Regions from separate parts of the Homo sapiens genome. Here region 1 is linked to region 2. The links are chromatin loops, found by intact Hi-C in ENCODE. Cell type or tissue: heart right ventricle. All regions are shown on one strand. Each heading gives the region's core, and the rest is flanking DNA. Links, peaks and the distances in the headings are about the cores only.

Evidence for each region. A loop is a pair of places that touch in the nucleus more often than their neighbours do. Peaks named below come from ENCODE experiments on the same cell type or tissue, not always from the same donor. Only the 100,000 strongest peaks of a DNase experiment are listed, where the experiment ranks them.
Region 1: a loop joins it to region 2, with 11 times the contacts of the local background. A loop is called at or near these places in 4 of 110 quality-filtered maps.

Annotation. Positions count from the first base shown.
Region 1 is chr11:10,129,256-10,137,590 of GRCh38, forward strand. The region is part of intron 2 of SBF2 (SET binding factor 2); the gene reads right to left. Among named protein-coding and RNA genes, the nearest start is that of SBF2, 160 kb to the right of the region's middle. In heart right ventricle, for the core only: no CTCF peak of the experiment used is centred there; no DNase peak of the experiment used is centred there.
Region 2 is chr11:9,621,524-9,629,858 of GRCh38, forward strand. No RefSeq gene overlaps it. Among named protein-coding and RNA genes, the nearest start is that of SWAP70, 38 kb to the right of the region's middle. RefSeq lists an enhancer at 5,540-5,589. In heart right ventricle, for the core only: no CTCF peak of the experiment used is centred there; DNase peaks (open chromatin) are centred at 4,408 and 5,458; H3K4me3 peaks cover 784 bases; H3K27ac peaks cover 2,234 bases.

The sequences.
Region 1 (8,335 bases), core at 91-8,090, 510 kb after region 2:
ACCACACCCAGTTAATTTTTGTATTTTTAGCAGAGTCGGGGTTTCGTCCTGTTGGCCAGGCTGGTCTCGAACTCCTGACCTCAAGTGATCTGCTGCCTTGGCCTCCCAGACTGCTGGGATTACAGGCATGAGCCACCGCGCCCGGCCAATTTTCTCTCCTTTCTTCAAAGGAATCAACAGCTATATATCAAACACATAGCCATGTGCTGTGCTTAGGAAGTGAGAAAACTAAAAAATAAATTATAAGTAAGGCAGGTGCTCTCTTATATCAGCTCACACCTAATTAGATCCTCCTTTAATTTTGTTGAAAGCAATTAATTGGGAATCATCTAACTTCTAATAGGGTTTGTACACAGACATGAGAATTATTCAGTTTCTAATCTTCTGGGAAGTAAACCAAAATAGTTTTTCCAAAAATTATCTTGTGAATATTAATTATGTCTCTAAATTTTTTACCTACGGACAGCGTCTTTAATCAAATAAAAAGGCAGTAATCGTAGCAGTTTGGGAGGCCAAAACAGGAGGGTTGCTTGAGGCCACGAGTTCAAGACCAGCCAGGGCAACATAGCGAGACCCCCATCTCTAAACAAACAAACAAACAAACATTAATGAGGTATGGTGGTGCATACCTGTAATTCCAGCTACTTGGGAAGCTGAGGTGGGAATCTCATTTGAACCCAGGAGGTCAAGACTGCAGTGAGCCAAGATCATGCCACTGCACTCCAGCCTGGGTGAAAGAAGGAGACCCCAATCTCAAAATATTAAAAAAGAAAAAACCAAAAAGGGACTGGAAAACTTAAAATAGTCTTAAATTTCAATACACCTCGCCAGGCGCAGTGGCTCATGCCTGTAATACCAGCACTTTGGGAGGCCGAGGTGGGCAGATCACGAGGTCAGGAGATTGAAACCATCCTGGCTAACACAGTGAAACCCCATCTCTACTAAAAATACAAACAATTAGCCGGGTGTGGTGGCGGGCACCTGTAGTCCCAGCTACTTGGGAGGCTGAGACAGGAGAATCACTTTAACGCAGGAGGCGGAGGTTGCAGTGAGCCGAGATCGCACCACTGTACTCCAGCCTGGGTGACAGAGCAAGACACCATCTCAGAAAAAAAAAAAAAATTCAGTAGATTTCTTAACACTCTTAACAATATACCCTTAAACAATTTTTTTAGTTTTTATTTTAAAATTATAGAAATTCATCAAGTTACAAGGCAATACAATGAGGTCCCCTGTACTCTTTACTCAGTTCCCCCCATGGTTATTTCTTATATAATACAATATCAAAACCAGAAAAATCACATTGATACAATGTGTGTATAGTTCTATGTCATTTTATCACATGCATAGATCTGTGTAATCACCATCACAATCAATAAATAAAACTATTCTCACTATAAAGAGCTTCCTCATGCTACACTTTTATAGTTTCACCCAACCCCGCCCCCACAAAAATCCCATGACTACCATTAATTTCCTGGTGACCTCTACAATTGTGTTGTTTGGAGAATGCTATATAAATTGAATCGTACAGTATGTGTCTTTTTGAGACTGATTTTTTTCACTTACATAATGCTCCTGACTGAGATCTGTCCAAATTTTTGAGGGTATCAATAGTTCATTACTTTATATTGCTACGAGATATACCATAGTATAGATGTACCACAGTTTAATCACTCCTACTATTGTAGGACATTTTGGTTGTTTCCAATTTTGGGCCATTGAAAATAAAACCATGTATGGGATTCTGTGCAGAAATAAATTTTAATTTATCTAGGAGAAACGCCCAAGAGTACAACTGCTGAGTCATATGGTTAAGTGTATAGTTAGCATTTTAAGAAATTGCTAAACCGTTTTCCAGAGCAACTATACTATTTTACAACTCCTACCAGCAATGTGTGAGAGACTGTATTACCATATCCTTGCCACCTCCAGTGGCTGTTCCTTGCCCACATTTAATATTGCCACTAATTTTTTTTTTTTTTTTAAAGATAGGGTCTGGCTCTGTTGCCCAGGCTGGAGTACAGTGGCACGATCACGGCTCACTGCAGCCTTGACCTCCCAGGCTTAAGTAGATCCTCCTACCCTAAATCCTTTTTGGCAAAATATCTTTTTGTGTCTTTTGCACATTTTCTAAATGAACTGTTGTTTACTGTTGTTTTTAAAAAAGATTGTGATTTGAGAGTTCTTTATATATTCTCTTGTTTTGCTCTTGTTGCCCAGGCTGGAGTGCAATGCTGTGACCTTGGCTCACTGCAACCTCCGCCTCCCAGGTTCAAGCGATTCTCCTGCCTCAGCCTCCCAAGTAGCTGGGACTACAGGTATGCACCACCACATCTGGCTAATTTTTGTATTTTTAGTAGAGACAGGATTTCTCCATGTTGGTCAGGCTGGAGGCTGGTCTCAAACTCCTGACCTCAAGTGATCTGCCCACCTCGGCCTCCCAAAGTGCTGGGATTACAGGCATGAGCCACCACGCCCGGCCAAGAGAGTTCTTTATCTATTCTATATACAAGTCTTTTGTCAGGTGGTGGTTTGCCAATATTTTATCCTAGTCTTTTCATTCTCATTACAGGGTATTTAGCACAGCAAAAGTTCTTAATTTTAATACATTCCAATTTAGCAATTTTTTATAGATCATGTTTCTTGTGTCATGTCTAAGAACTCTTCACCAAGTTTTAGTTCCAAAGATGTTCTATGTTTTCTCCTAAAAGTTTTATAGTTTTACATTTTAAACTTCAGTCTATTATCCATTTTGAGTTACTCTGGTACCACTGTGAGTCTTAGGTCAAGATTATTTTTTTGGTCTAAGTTTTTTGTCTATGGATATCCAATTGCACTGGCCCCACTTCTGAAGAATACTATTCTTTTCCTTTGAATTGTTTTTGTACCTTTGTCAAAAGCCAGGTGGCTGTAATTGGATAGGCTATTTCTGGGTTTGCTGTTCTGTTCCACTGACCTAGTGGTCAATGGAACAAACCAAATATATATATTTGGTTTCTGCCCCTGGTTCTAACACAAAGCTCCTAAAACTCTTGTAATTTCGTGAACGACAGGGGTCCTAATGTGTCCAGAATTGGTGGGTTCTTGGTCTCACTGACTTCAAGAATGAAGCCGTGGACCCTCGCGGTGAGTGTTACAGCTCTTAAGGTGGCGTGTCTGGAGTCTGTCCCTTCTGATGTTCAGATGTGTTTGGAGTTTCTTCCTTCTGGTGGGTTTGTGGTCTCGCTGGCTCAGGAGTGAAGCTGCAGACCTTCGCGGTGAGTGTTACAGCTCTTAAGGCAGCGCGTCTGGAGTTGTTCGTTCCTCCCGGTGGGCTCGTGGTCTCGCTGGGCTCAGGAGTGAAGCTGCAGATCTTCACGGTGAGTGTTACAGCTCATAAAAGCAGTGTGGACCCAAAGAGTGAGCAGTAGCAAGATTTATTGCAAAGAACGAAAGAACAAAGCTTCCACAGTGTGGAAGGGGACCCGAGCGGGTTGCCAATGCTGGCTCGGGCAGCCTGCTTTTGTTCTGTTATCTGGCCCCACCCACATCCTGCTGATTGGTAGGGCCGAGTGGCCTGTTTTGTCAGGGCGCTGATTGGTGCGTTTACAATCCCTGAGCTAGATACAAAGGTTCTCCACGTCCCCATCAGATTAGTTAGATACAAAGTTTCCACACACAGGTTCTCCAAGGCCCCACCAGAGAAGCTAGGTACAGAGTGTCGATTGGTGCATTCACAAACCTTGAGCTAAACACAGGGTGCTGATTGGTGTGTTTACAAACCTTGAGCTAGATACAGAGTGCCGATTGGTGTATTTACAATCCTTGAGCTAGACATAAAGGTTCTCCACTTCCTCACCAGAGCAGCTAGATACAGAGTGTCGATTGGTGCACTCACAAACCTTGAGCTAAACACAGGGTGCTGATTGGTGTATTTACAATCCCTGAGCTAGATATAAAGACTCTCCACATCCCCATCAGACTCAGGAGCCCAGCTGGCTTCACCTAGTGGATCCCGCGTAGGGGCTGCAGGTGGAGCTGCCTGCCAGTCCTGCGCCGTGTGCTCGCATTCCTCAGCCCTTGGGTGGTCGATGGGACTGGGTGCCGTGGAGCAGGGGGTGGTGCTTGTCGGGGAGGCTCGGGCCGCACAGGAGCCCATGGAGTGGGTGGGAGGCTTAGGCATGGCGGGCTGCAGGTCCCGAGCCCTGCCCCGTGGGAGGGCAGCCAAGGCCCAGCGAGAAATCGAACGCAGTGCCGGTGGGCCAGCACTGCTGGGGGACTCAGTACACCCTCCGCAGCCACTGGCCTGGGTGCTAAGTCCCCCATTGCCCAGGGCCAGCAGGGCTGCCTGGCTGCTCCGAGTGCGGGGCCCACCAAGCCCACGCCCACCCGGAACTCCAGCTGGCCCGCAAGTGCCGCACACAGCCCCGGTTCCCGCTCATGCCTCTCCCTCCACACCTCCCTGCAAGCTGAGGGAGTGGGCTCCGGCCTTGGCCAGGCCAGAAAGGGGCTCCCACAGTGCAATGGGGGACTGAAGGGCTCCTCAAATGCCACCAAAGTGGGAGCCCAGGCAGGGGAGGTGCCGAGAGCAAGCGAGGGCTCTGAGGACTGCCAGCACGCTGTCACCTCTCACTAAGAGCATCTTTTGTTCTAATATTTGGTCTTTGACCTTGGTTCCTGACACAGAACTCCTAAAACCACTGAGTGATAGCAATGATAGGAACATCTTACGTAAAGCTTCTGAATTCCTTAGACTTTGTATTAGTCCGATTTTATGCTGCTGATAAAGACATACCTGAGACCGGGCAATTTACAAAGAAAGGCGTTTAATAGACTCACAGTTCCATGTGGCTGGGGAGGCCTCACAATCATGGCAGAAGGTGAAAGGCATATCTCACATGGCGGCAGACAAGAGAAGAGAACATATATATACAGGGAAACTCCCCTTTACAAAACCATCAGATCTCATGAGACTTATTCACTATCACTAGAACAGCACAGGAAAGACCTGCCCCCCTGATTCAATTACCTCCCACTGGGTCCCTCCCATGACACATGGCAATTGTGGGAGCTACAATTCAAGATAAAATTAGGGTGGGGACACAGCCAAACCATATCATTCTGCCCTGGCCCCCCCCAAACCTCATGTCCTCACATTTCAAAACCAGTCATGCCTTCCCAACAGTCCCCCAAAGTCTTAACTCATGTCAGCATTAACGTGAAAGTCCACAGTCCAAAGTCTCATCAGAGACAAGGCAAGTCCTTTCTGCCTATGAGCCTGTAAAATCAAAAGCAAGTTTATTACTTCCTAGATACAATGGGGGTACAGGCATTGGGTAAATACAGCCATTTCAAATGTGAGAAATTGACCAAAACAAAGGGGTTACAGGCACTGTGCAAGTCCGAAATCCAGCAGGTCAGTCAAATCTTAAAGCTCCAAAATGATCTCCTTTGACTCCAGGTCTCATATCCAGGTCACACGGATGCAAGAGGTAAGCTGTATGGTCTTGGGCAGCTCCGCCCCTGTGGCTTTGCAGGGTATAGCCTCCCTCCTGGCTGCTTTCACGGGCTGCTGTTGAGTGTCTGTGGCTTTTCCAGGCACACAGTGCAAGCTGTCGGTGGATCTACCATTCTGGGATCTGGAGGACAGTGGCCCTCTTCTCACAGCTCCACTAGGCAGCAGCCCAGTGGGGACTCTGTATGGGGGCTTCAACCCCACGTTTCCCTTTTGCACTGCCCTAGCAGAAGTTCTTCCTGAGGACCCTGCCCCAGCAGCAAACTTGTTCCTGGACATCCAGGCATTTCCACACATCTTCTGAAACCTAGGTGGAGGTTCCCAAACCTCAGTTCTTGACTTCTGTGCACTGGCAGGCTCAACACCGCGTTGAAGTTGCCAAGGCTTAGGGCTTGCAGCCTCTGAAGCCACAGCCCACACTGTACCTTGGCCCCTTTCAGTCACTGCTAGAGCAGCTAGGAGGCAGGGCACCAAGTCCCTAGACTGCACACAGCAGTGGGACCCTGGGCCTGGCCCAGGAAACCATTTTTTCCTCCTAGGCCTCTGGGTCTGTGATGGCAGGGGCTGCCACAGAGGTCTCTGACACGCCCTAGAGACCTTTTCCGCATGGCCTTGGCAATTAACATTTGGCTCCTCGTTACTTATGCAAATTTCTGCAGCTGGCTTGAATTTCTCCTTAGAAAATGGGATTTTCCTTTCTATTGCATTGTCAGGCTGCAAATCATCTGAACGTTTATGCTCTGCTTCCGTTATAAAATTAAATGCCTTTAACAGCACCCAAGTCACATCTTGAATGCTTTGCTGCTTATAAATTTCTTCTCCCACACCCTAAATCAACTCTCTCAAGTTCAAAGTTCCACAAATCTCTAGGGCAGGGGCAATCTGTCACCAGTCTCTTTGCTAAAACATAATAAGAGTCACTTTTGCTCCAGTTCCCAATAAGTTCTTCATTTCCATTTGAGACCACATCAGCCTGAACTTTATTGTCCATATCACTATCAGCATTTTGGTCAAAGCCATTCAACAAGTCTAGGAGGTTCCAAACTGTCCTACATTTTCCTATCTTCTCCTAAGCCTTCCAAACTGTTCCAACCTCGGCCTGCTACCCAGTTCCAAAGTTGCTTCCACATTTTTTGGGTATCTTTACTGCAGCGCCCCACTCTCCTGGTACCAATTTATTGTATTAGTCCATTTTTATGTTGCTTTATAAGCAACATAAAGACATACCTGATACTGGGCGATTTACAAAAGAAAGGCGTTTAATAGACTCACAGCTCCACATGGCTGGGGAGGCCTCACAATCATGGCAGAAGGTGAAAGGCATGTCTCACATGGCAGCCAACAAGAGAAGACAACTTGTGCAGGGAAATTCCCCTTTATAACACCATCAGATCTCATGAGACTTATTCACTATCACGAGAATATCATGGGAAAGACCTGCCTCCATGACTCAATTACCTCCACAAGGTCCCCCCCAACAACACATGGGAATTATGAGAACTACAATTCAAGGTGAGATTTGGATAGGGACACAGCCAAACCATATCAGGCTTCCTTGGTGACAAGCGTATCTTTGCTCTAATGAAGAAACTCTTGGTGGGCTCCTGAATAGCTTCAGGATGGGGAGCTGATCACCAGAAAGACCAAGCCATAATTTGAAGCTGGGGACTTTTAGCCCCATCTGCATTCTCCAGGGAGTGGCTGGAGACTGAGTTAGTATTTGATTATGTGTACACACTGAAGCCTCCACAAAAAGCCTATCTGCTGAAGCCTCCAAAACTGCAGGGCTTGGAGAACAAACAAATTATCAAACCTGAGGAGGATGTTGTATGGCCAAGTCAGACAAAAGCATGCATACTCCATACTTGCAACTAGCACCTGAAATGGGAGGTAAGGTACTCTTGTGGGACTGAGCCTTTAATCCGTGGGAATTCTAGGTAATTAATGTCAAAAACTGAGTTAAACTATAGGACACTCTATTGGTATCCACAGAGAAGTGAAGAACTGCTTGGTGTGGAACACCCATGCATTTGATATAAGAAGTGTTGCGAATAAAGAAACTGTTTTTCTTTTATTATCTTTCTGCCAATACAATAGGATGATTCTTCCCACTTTTTTCTTCTTTTTCTAAATTGTTTTAGCTATTCTAATTCCTTCAACTTTCCATATATATAATCTTGTCCATGTACTAGAAAAATCTTTGGGGATTTTTATAAGAATTGTGTTAAACCTGTGTATCAACTTGAGTGGAATTAGCATCTTTACTGTATTGAGTCTTCCAATCTATGTACACAGTATTTCCATTTACTTAGATCTTTAATTTTTTCCCCAACATTTTGTAGTCTCAGCATATAAGTCCTGTATGTGTTTTGTTGGATTTACACCTAAATACATCATTTCTTTTAGTAACTGTAAATTACACTGTATTTTAAAATTTTTCCACATCTTCATTGACAGGATATACAAAAATACAATTAGTTTTTGTACGATCTCATAACCTGTGAATCTATATAACTCACTTATTAGTTCTAGATGTGTTTTTGTGTACTCTTTGGAATTGTCTATACACATAATGATGTCAACTACAAACAGGGACAGATTTATTCCTTCCATTTTGATCTGCATGTCCTTTATTTCCTTGTTTTGTGGTATTGAGCTGGCTAGAACTTCCAACAGCATATTGAATAGCAGTAGTGAGAGCAGACATCCTTTCTTATTCTCAATCTTAGGGGGAAAGCATTCAATTTTTCACCAGTAAGTATAATGTTACCTTCGGCTTTCTGTAGCTGTTCTTTATCAAGCTGAAGCAGTTCCCCTCTATTCCTAGCTTTCTAAGAT
Region 2 (8,335 bases), core at 184-8,183:
CAGTCTTATTATCAAATTAATAGCCAATTAGGCTTCAGTTTTCAATTTCAATAAAATGTGTGTTTCCTTATCTCTTGTCTGAATTCTAGTTCTAAATTGAATAACTATCCAAGGCAGAGAGCAAGGCCCTGAGTTTGTGCTGGGATGACAGAAGGTGCTGCCGTGTTTGGTATTTCCTACTGAACTTCTATTTCTTTTGCCCTCATTTGCCCTCATAGGATTCTGTTTTGGAAGCAAAGCATTCTTTCACAGCAGTCTAGAGATGGGAGAAGGAATAAAGCTTGTTATTCCTTGGTCAATATCTCTAACATCTCAACATGTGCTAAGTTACACTGTTTCCACTGTGGTGCTTCAAACTTAACAGAAATATGTATAAGACAGGGAAAGACTTGAAGCCTCCTATAGGTGTCCTGTTTAAAGAGATGAATTTTTAATATCCTGGACCAATTTGCAATATAAGATTCAGGATGGGTAAGAGATGTACCTTTCTTTTGCAAAGAGAAAGGGAGATTGTGAAAGGGGAGATGGTGGGTCCGGAATTGGTGGGTTCTTGGTCTCACTGACTTCAAGAATGAAGCCGTGGACCCTCGCGGTGAGTGTTACAGCTCTTAAGGTGGCGTGTCTGGAGTCTGTCCCTTCTGATGTTCAGATGTGTTCGGAGTTTCTTCCTTCTGGTGGGTTCGTGGTCTCGCTGGCTCAGGAGTGAAGCTGCAGACCTTCGCCGTGAGTGTTACAGCTCTTAAGGCAGCGCGTCTGGAGTTGTTCGTTCATCCCGGTGGGCTCCTGGTCTCCCTGGGCTCAGGAGTGAAGCTGCAGATCTTCACGGTGAGTGTTACAGCTCATAAAAGCAGTGTGGACCCAAAGAGTGAGCAGTAGCAAGATTTATTGCAAAGAGCGAAAGAACAAAGCTTCCACAGCGTGGAAGCAGACCCCAGCAGGTTGCCAATGCTGGCTCGGGCAGCCTGTTTTTATTCTCTTATCTGGCCCCACCCACATCCTGCTGATTGGTAGAGCCAAGTGGCCTGTTTTGTCAGGGTGCTGATTGGTGCGTTTAAAATCCCGGAGCTAGATACAAAGGTTCTCCACGTCCCCATCAGATTAGTTAGATACAGAGTTTCCACACGCAGGTTCTCCAAGGCCCCACCAGAGCAGCTAGATACAGAGTGTCAATTGGTGCATTCACAAACCTTGAGCTAAACACAGGGTGCTGATTGGTGTGTTTACAAACCTTGAGCTAGATACAGAGTACCGATTGGTGTATTTACAATCCTTGAGCTAGACATAAAGGTTCTCCACGTCCTCACCAGAGTGGCTAGATACAGACTGTCGATTGGTGCACTCACAAACCTTGAGCTAAACACAGGGTGCTGATTGGTGTATTTACAATTCCTGAGCTAGATATAAAGACTCTCCACGTCCCCACCAGACTCAGGAGCCCAGCTGGCTTCACCTAGTGGATCCCGCACCGGGGCTGCAGGTGGAGCTGCCTGCCAGTCCTGCGCCGTGTGCTCGCATTCCTCAGCCCTTGGGTGGTCGATGGGACTGGGCGCCGTGGAGCAGAGGGTGGCGCTCGTCGGGGAGGCTCCGGCCACACAGGAGCCCATGGAGTGGGTGGGAGGCTTAGGCATGGTGGGCTGCAGGTCCCGAGCCCTGCCCCGTGGGAAGGCAGCCAAGGCCCGGCGAGAAATCGAGTGCAGCGCCGGTGGGCCAGCACTGCTGGGGGACTCAGTACACCCTCTGCAGCCATTGGCCCGGGTGCTAAGTCTCCCATTTTGCCCAGAGCCAGCAGGGCTGCCTGGCTGCTCCGAGTGCGGGGCCCACCAAGCCCACGCACACCCGGAACTCCAGCTGGCCCGCAAGTGCCGCACACAGCCCCGGTTCCCGCTCATGCCTCTCCCTCCACACCTCCCTGCAAGCTGAGGGAGTGGGCTCCGGCCTTGGCCAGGCCAGAAAGGGGCTCCCACAGTGCAGTGGGGGACTGAAGGGCTCCTCAAATGCCACCAAAGTGGGAGCCCAGGCAGGGGAGGTGCCGAGAGCAAGCGAGGGCTCTGAGGACTGCCAGCACGCTGTCACCTCTCAATGGGAAAGGACAACAGGCATGATGGTAGACACTGAAGGTGCATCCTTAGGTCAATTTTATGCAAAAGTACCTATGGGCTGGCATGGTGGCTCATGCCTGTAATCCTAACACTTTGGGAGGCTGAGGCAGGAGGATTTCTTGAGCCCAGGAGTTCAAGACCAGCCTGGGTAATACAGCAAGACCTGGTTTCTACTAAATATAATTTTTATTAAAAATTGAAAACAATTTTTTAAAATTAAGAAAAATGTCTATGGAAGTCAAAGTTCCCCTCAAACTGTTCATTCTTGCATAAACCTTGATATCCCAGAGACCAATATCTCAAAGCATAGTTATAATCACTGACTTCCCAACCAAAGGCTTCTGCAGCTTCTGCTTGCCTGCAGTTGTAGCTCCTAATCTCATTATCATCAGAAGCGTGATGCTTCAGACTAATCATAATCATGATTATGATTCAGGATTGCAGGAGTGGGGCTCCAACACATGCATGTTTATGAAGCTCCCACGTAATTCCGATGGTCAGTGAGACTAAAGCCTTTTGATGAGAACTTGAGCTCCTCCTGCTTCATAGCCTTTCCCTCCATCCCTGCTGCGTAATTATCATCGATGACTCCACCATCCAGGTGGGTGACCTCCCAACACCCAGGCCTCTCAATTCTTTGGCCTTCTAGCCACCAATGACATTCCCTCTACTCCTCTCACTCCTGTGGATACACCCTGAACCTTACCACCAGAATCTTCCCCACCTCTAAATTCTGCACCTTCCGCTTCTTTATCTCATTTGTTCTAGTCACTTCATGTTGTGGGAGGCAGAATAAAGGTCTCCCAAGATGTTCACATCCTAATCTCAGGAACCTGTGAACATATAACCTTGTGTGGCAAAATGAACTTTGTAGATATAATTAAGGTTATAGACCTTAAAATAGGTAGATTAGCCTAGCTTATCCAAGTGTGTCCAATCTAATCACCAAAGTTCTTAAAAGCAGAGAACTTTCTCTGGCTGGAGTCAGACAGATGCAACAAAAGAGAAAAGCAGAAGAGATGTGGCTGGAAGGGAAGTCAGAAGAGACCTGAGGTGAAAGAAGGACTCCAGGCTGGGTGCAATGGTTCATGCCTGCCTGGAATCCCAGCACTTTGGGAGGCTGAGGTGGGAGGATGGCTTGGGGCCAGGAGTTTGAGACCAGCCTGGGCAATATAGCAAGGCCCCATCTCTACAAAAAAATAAAAATAAAAATAATTAGAAGGACTCCAGTGCTGTTGCTGGTTGAAAGATGGAGGAGGCAAGTTGACAAGGGATGCAGGTGGTTTTAAGAAGCTGATAGAAGCTCCTGGCTGACAGCCAGAAACAAAATGGGAACCTCATTTCTTCAACTGCAAGAAACTGAATGCAGCCAATAACCAGAATGAGCTTGGAAGCAGATTTATCCCTAGAATCTCCAGAAGAATGCAGTCCCACCAACACATTAATTTGAGCCTTTATGAGACTCTAAACAGGAGCCAGCTGAGACATGCTGTACCTGGACTTCTTACCTCCAGAACTATGGCATAATAAATGGCTATTGTTTTAAGGCACTAAGTCTGGTATTTTATTCCGGCTGCAATAGAAAATGAATACACCATGCTACAATTATTTGACCTTATTACATTCCAAGACATTGACCCACGACTTTATCACTATTGAACAGCCCCCTCATGTCTTTCCTGTCTTCCTTTTCCAATTTAGATTCTGTAGCCTGCCATTTTAATCACCTCACATAAGCATCCTCAGCTCTCTTGTTCTTCTCTCCCTTTATTACTGTGCTGCTCAGACTTGGCACGCCATCAGAATCGCCTGGAGAGCTTGTTGAAGCACATTCTACTGGGCCTCGCCTCCGCAGTTACTGATGCAGGAGTTTTGGGTGGGGTCTGAGAATGTGCATTTTTCACCAGTTTTCAATGATTCTGATACTGCTGGTCCAGGGACCACACATTGAGAACCACTGCTTTGCTACAATCACCCTGATCGCACCTGACAGTCTTCTTCGCACCGGTAACCAAGGAGTCTGGTGTTGCTCAAGAAAAAAAATCACCAAATCGAGCCTACTGCTTTCATTTAAATTCATGTTAGAGCCCCTAAATAACCCTTAATAACTGCCAAGCTGCCTGTCCTTTTCCATTTCCCTAATAAAGTTCCTTTGTGTTTCTTATACATTGTCTGTCCTCTCTTCTGAAACCTCCCATGTACTTCCACTCCTCAGTTTCAGCAGATAATATTACCTCCCACACTTCAGTGAGGAACCAGAGGCCAGAAGATGGGAACTCCCTCATCTTCCCTCCCACGAGGCTGCAACCCTGCCTGAGACTGTTCCTTCTTCCCTCTTGTTACAGTGGAAGGACAGATCTCTGCCCACTATCGGCCACTCTCTCCTCCTGTCCCTGCACCCTATTGCTCTCACCTCTCCAAGAACCCTGCTTCTTTAATTACCTCCTCTTTCCTATGATATTAGCATATGTGTCCATCGGAATTACTTGCTGGATCCCCATCTTCAGCACCTTCTTGGCCCCATGTCCTCTTCCAGCCACCATCCAATTTCTTTGCCCCCATTCACAGCAAACATTATTGAAAAAGTTGTTGGCTCACTGTGTGTCTATCTCCTCCCTTCCCATTCACTCTTTTGAAAGATGTATGGAATGTGTAGTCATTGAATCAATATTACACTGGATACTTGATATATGTTGACTGTCATCCTGTGATCCCCCCTTTCATGAAGTTTGTGGACAAAATCCCTAAATACGGCATTTACAGCTAGTGACAAGTGCCGTATAGAAAACAGAGGGATGTGATGGCTTTCATGACCCATACGGGCATTCAAGAAATACATATTGAGCAGCCACTATGCACCAGGAACAGTTTATATTCTAGTAGGAAATATATAGAAAAAAAAACAACAGCAATAAAAATTAAAACATGTATGTTAGTGATATGTGCTATGAAACAAAGAAAGCAGAGTGAGTTAGGAGTGTAGGCAGAGGGATAATGATCCTTAATTAGCATGGTGAGGTAAGGCTTCATTGAGAAGGTGCTTTTAAGTGAGGACCCAAGGGAGAAGGAATTAGCTGTGCAGCTATCTGCGGGGAGAACATTCATTCCCAGCAGAGAAAATGGCAGAAAATGGCAGGGCAGAAGCGTGCCTGCTCTTTGGAATAACTGCGAGAAACTGGCAGCAATAGAAAATGAATCACCGTGCTACAATTATTTGACCTTATTACATTTCAAGACATTGACCCACGACTTTATCACTATTGAACAGCCCCCTCATGCCTTTCCTGTCCTCCTTTTCCTCATGCTTTTCCTGTCCTCCATGATTTCCGGGCGGAAGCGTGCCTGGCTGGTTGGAAAAACTGCAAGAAACTGCAAGGAATGAGAAGGAGGCCAGTCTGCCTGGAGCTCTGTGAGCAGAAAGAAGGAGTCAGGCTAGGGGATGAACCCTGCATCACAAAGGGGCCGAGTTGTTGGGGGCAGAGGTCAGCAAGCTTTTCTGTAAAGTGCTAGATAGTAAGTATTTTTAGCTTTGCAAGCCACATGTGGTCTGTATCGCATATTCTTTCTCTTTTTGAAAAAAGTGTGAAAGCCCTCTCTTCCCTCTTGCCATACAAGGATTTTGCTGGCCGGCCTTAGTTTGCCACCCCCTGGGACCTTGTAGGCTGTTGTAAAGATTTTAGCATTTACTCGGAGTCACATGAGAAGCACTAGAGGATTCTGAGCAAAGGAGTAATAGGTCCTCTCTTACATTTTGAGAGTATCTTTCAGTTTTGTTTGTTTGTTTTTTTAACCACAGGCATATACCACCATGCCCGGCTGATTTTGATATTTTTTGTAGAGATTGGGGGGGGGGGGGGCGGATCTCATTATGTTGCCCAGGCTGATCTCGAACTCTTGGGTTCAAACGATCCTCCTGCTTCAGCCACCCAAAGTGCTGGGATTACAGACATGAGCCACTGCGCCCAGACTTTAAATATATGTTGGGAAACCTGGCCAACATGGTGAAACCTATCTCTACTAAAAACACAAAAATTAGCCGGCGGCAGTGGCACCCGCCTATAATCCCAGCTACTTGGGAGGCTGAAGCATGAGAATCGCTTGAGCCCAAGAGGCGGAGGTCGCAGTGAGTTGAGATCACACCATTGCACTCCAGCCTGGGAGGCAGAGAAAGACCCTGTCTCAAAAAACGTGTGTGTGTGTGTGTGTGTGTGTGTGTGTGTGCGCGCATGTGTGTGAGTGATATATATATGTCGTTTATTTCATAAGGTGCCTGTAAGTGTTAAGAATCTTTTAGTTTTTATATGCGGAATCTTTTTTTTCCTACCCCCAACACTCTTGAATGGTAATTTGGCTGGGTGTAAATTTCTTCCATTTATAGGGCATTTTCTTCAATTCTGGGGGAAAAAACTCAGTAGTTTTCTCATCAAATATTGCTTTTTCCATCTAATTATCTTTCTCTGGAACACTTATTATTTTATAAATATTTGAATCTTGTAATCTGTTCTCCATGTTTTTAGTTGCTGTTTTTTGTTTATCTTGTGCTATATTCTGAATGAGTCCTCAGTTTTGTCTTCCAATTCCCTAATTTACTGTTTGAGTGTGTTCAATCTAGAGTTTCTCCCACTTATGACCTTTAAAATTTCAATTAGTGTATTTTTTTTATTTCAAGGATTTCCAGTTGGTTCTCTCTCATACTGTTTCATTTCTGCCTATTTTTGCTGAATAATTTCATTTTGAAATGAAAGTTATGCATTCATCTCTGAACATTTTTAAAATCCAAAGGAAATTTGAGAAAATTTCTGGTCTGATTGTTAATTTCAAAGGCTATCTTTCTGTTTTGTAATTATGGTTGAAAGGTCTTTTAGCGTGAGAAAGTATTCATTTTTGTTTGATTTCTCTCTCTCTTACTCTCCCCTCATTCCTTTCCAGGAGGGCTCCAGCTGGCCCTCTGGGCCTCAAACTAGAGTCAAAGCTTAGGATTATGATTTTTCTATCCCTAGATATTAGGGATGTGGCATATTAGGGATAACTAATATCCCTAGATATTAGTTATGGGTCCAGCAGACAGCTTGACAATTTCTGGTAATGAGGTGTTCTCTTTGCTCCTCATCTCTCTAGTCTCTAATAAAGTCTCAGTCCATAGGTTAACTGCTATTATCTTCATCTTCTTTTCACAAGCGATGGAGCTCACTTCAGCCTCTGGTATCAAGCTGGAAGCCTCCGTCTCCCACCTTGTGGGGAGTGCTTTAGCCCCCTACTCCCCTGCTAAACCCCCATCCAGCTGCTAGTGTCCAACTTCCAGACTTAGAGCCCCACAAGCTTGAGACTTCAGCCTAAGGAAATACTTAGCTTAACGTGTTTCCATTCTATTTCTGGTTCATGGAGATACATAAGATATATATATATCTTGGATTACATATCATGGAGATATATAAGAGTGCAACTGTGTCTTTTTGGAAAAAATCATTTTTATATTTTAAATATCATGCCTGGGTGTTTGAAGCAAAGGGGGTTTTGGAGACAAGCTCACTTCCTTGTGTTGACTTCAACCACCTCATACTTGGTTTCTGTCCCCTACCCCCCTACAGAAACCACCACGGTTAAGGTCACTGGTGATCTTTAGGATGCCAGATCCAATGGACGTTTCTTTGTCTTAATCTTACTTGGTGTATTGTCAGCTTTTGATATAACTGACCACACTGTTCTTAAAACGTCACTCTCTGCTTGACCGCACACTCTCCTGAAACTCATTCTCGTTGTCCTTTACAGCTCCTCCTCCTCTCCTTGAATTCCACATGTAGAAGTTCTGGCCAGCGCAGTGGCTCACACTTCTAATCCCAGCACCTCTAGAGGCCAAGGCGGGAGGATCACTTGAGGCCAGGAGTTCAAGAGCAGAATAGGCAACATAGTGAGGCCCTGTCTCTCCAAAAAGCTTTTAAAAATAAAAAATTAAAAAACTGAAAAACTAATATGGAAATTCTACACCTCTATCTATACCCTTCCCTTGACGAGATCCTCAATCCCATAGTTTTAAATACTGTTTATATTCTGATAACTCCCAAATTTTTATCTCCAGATTAAATATCCTATCTGAGTTCCAGACTCAGTCTACATACAAACTTCACAATTCCAGTTGCATGTTTAATAAATATCTTAAACTTAACATGTTCAAAATAAAACTCTTGATTTCTTCCTCCAAACTTCCTCCTCTTTCAGTCTTTCCCAACACATGGTAA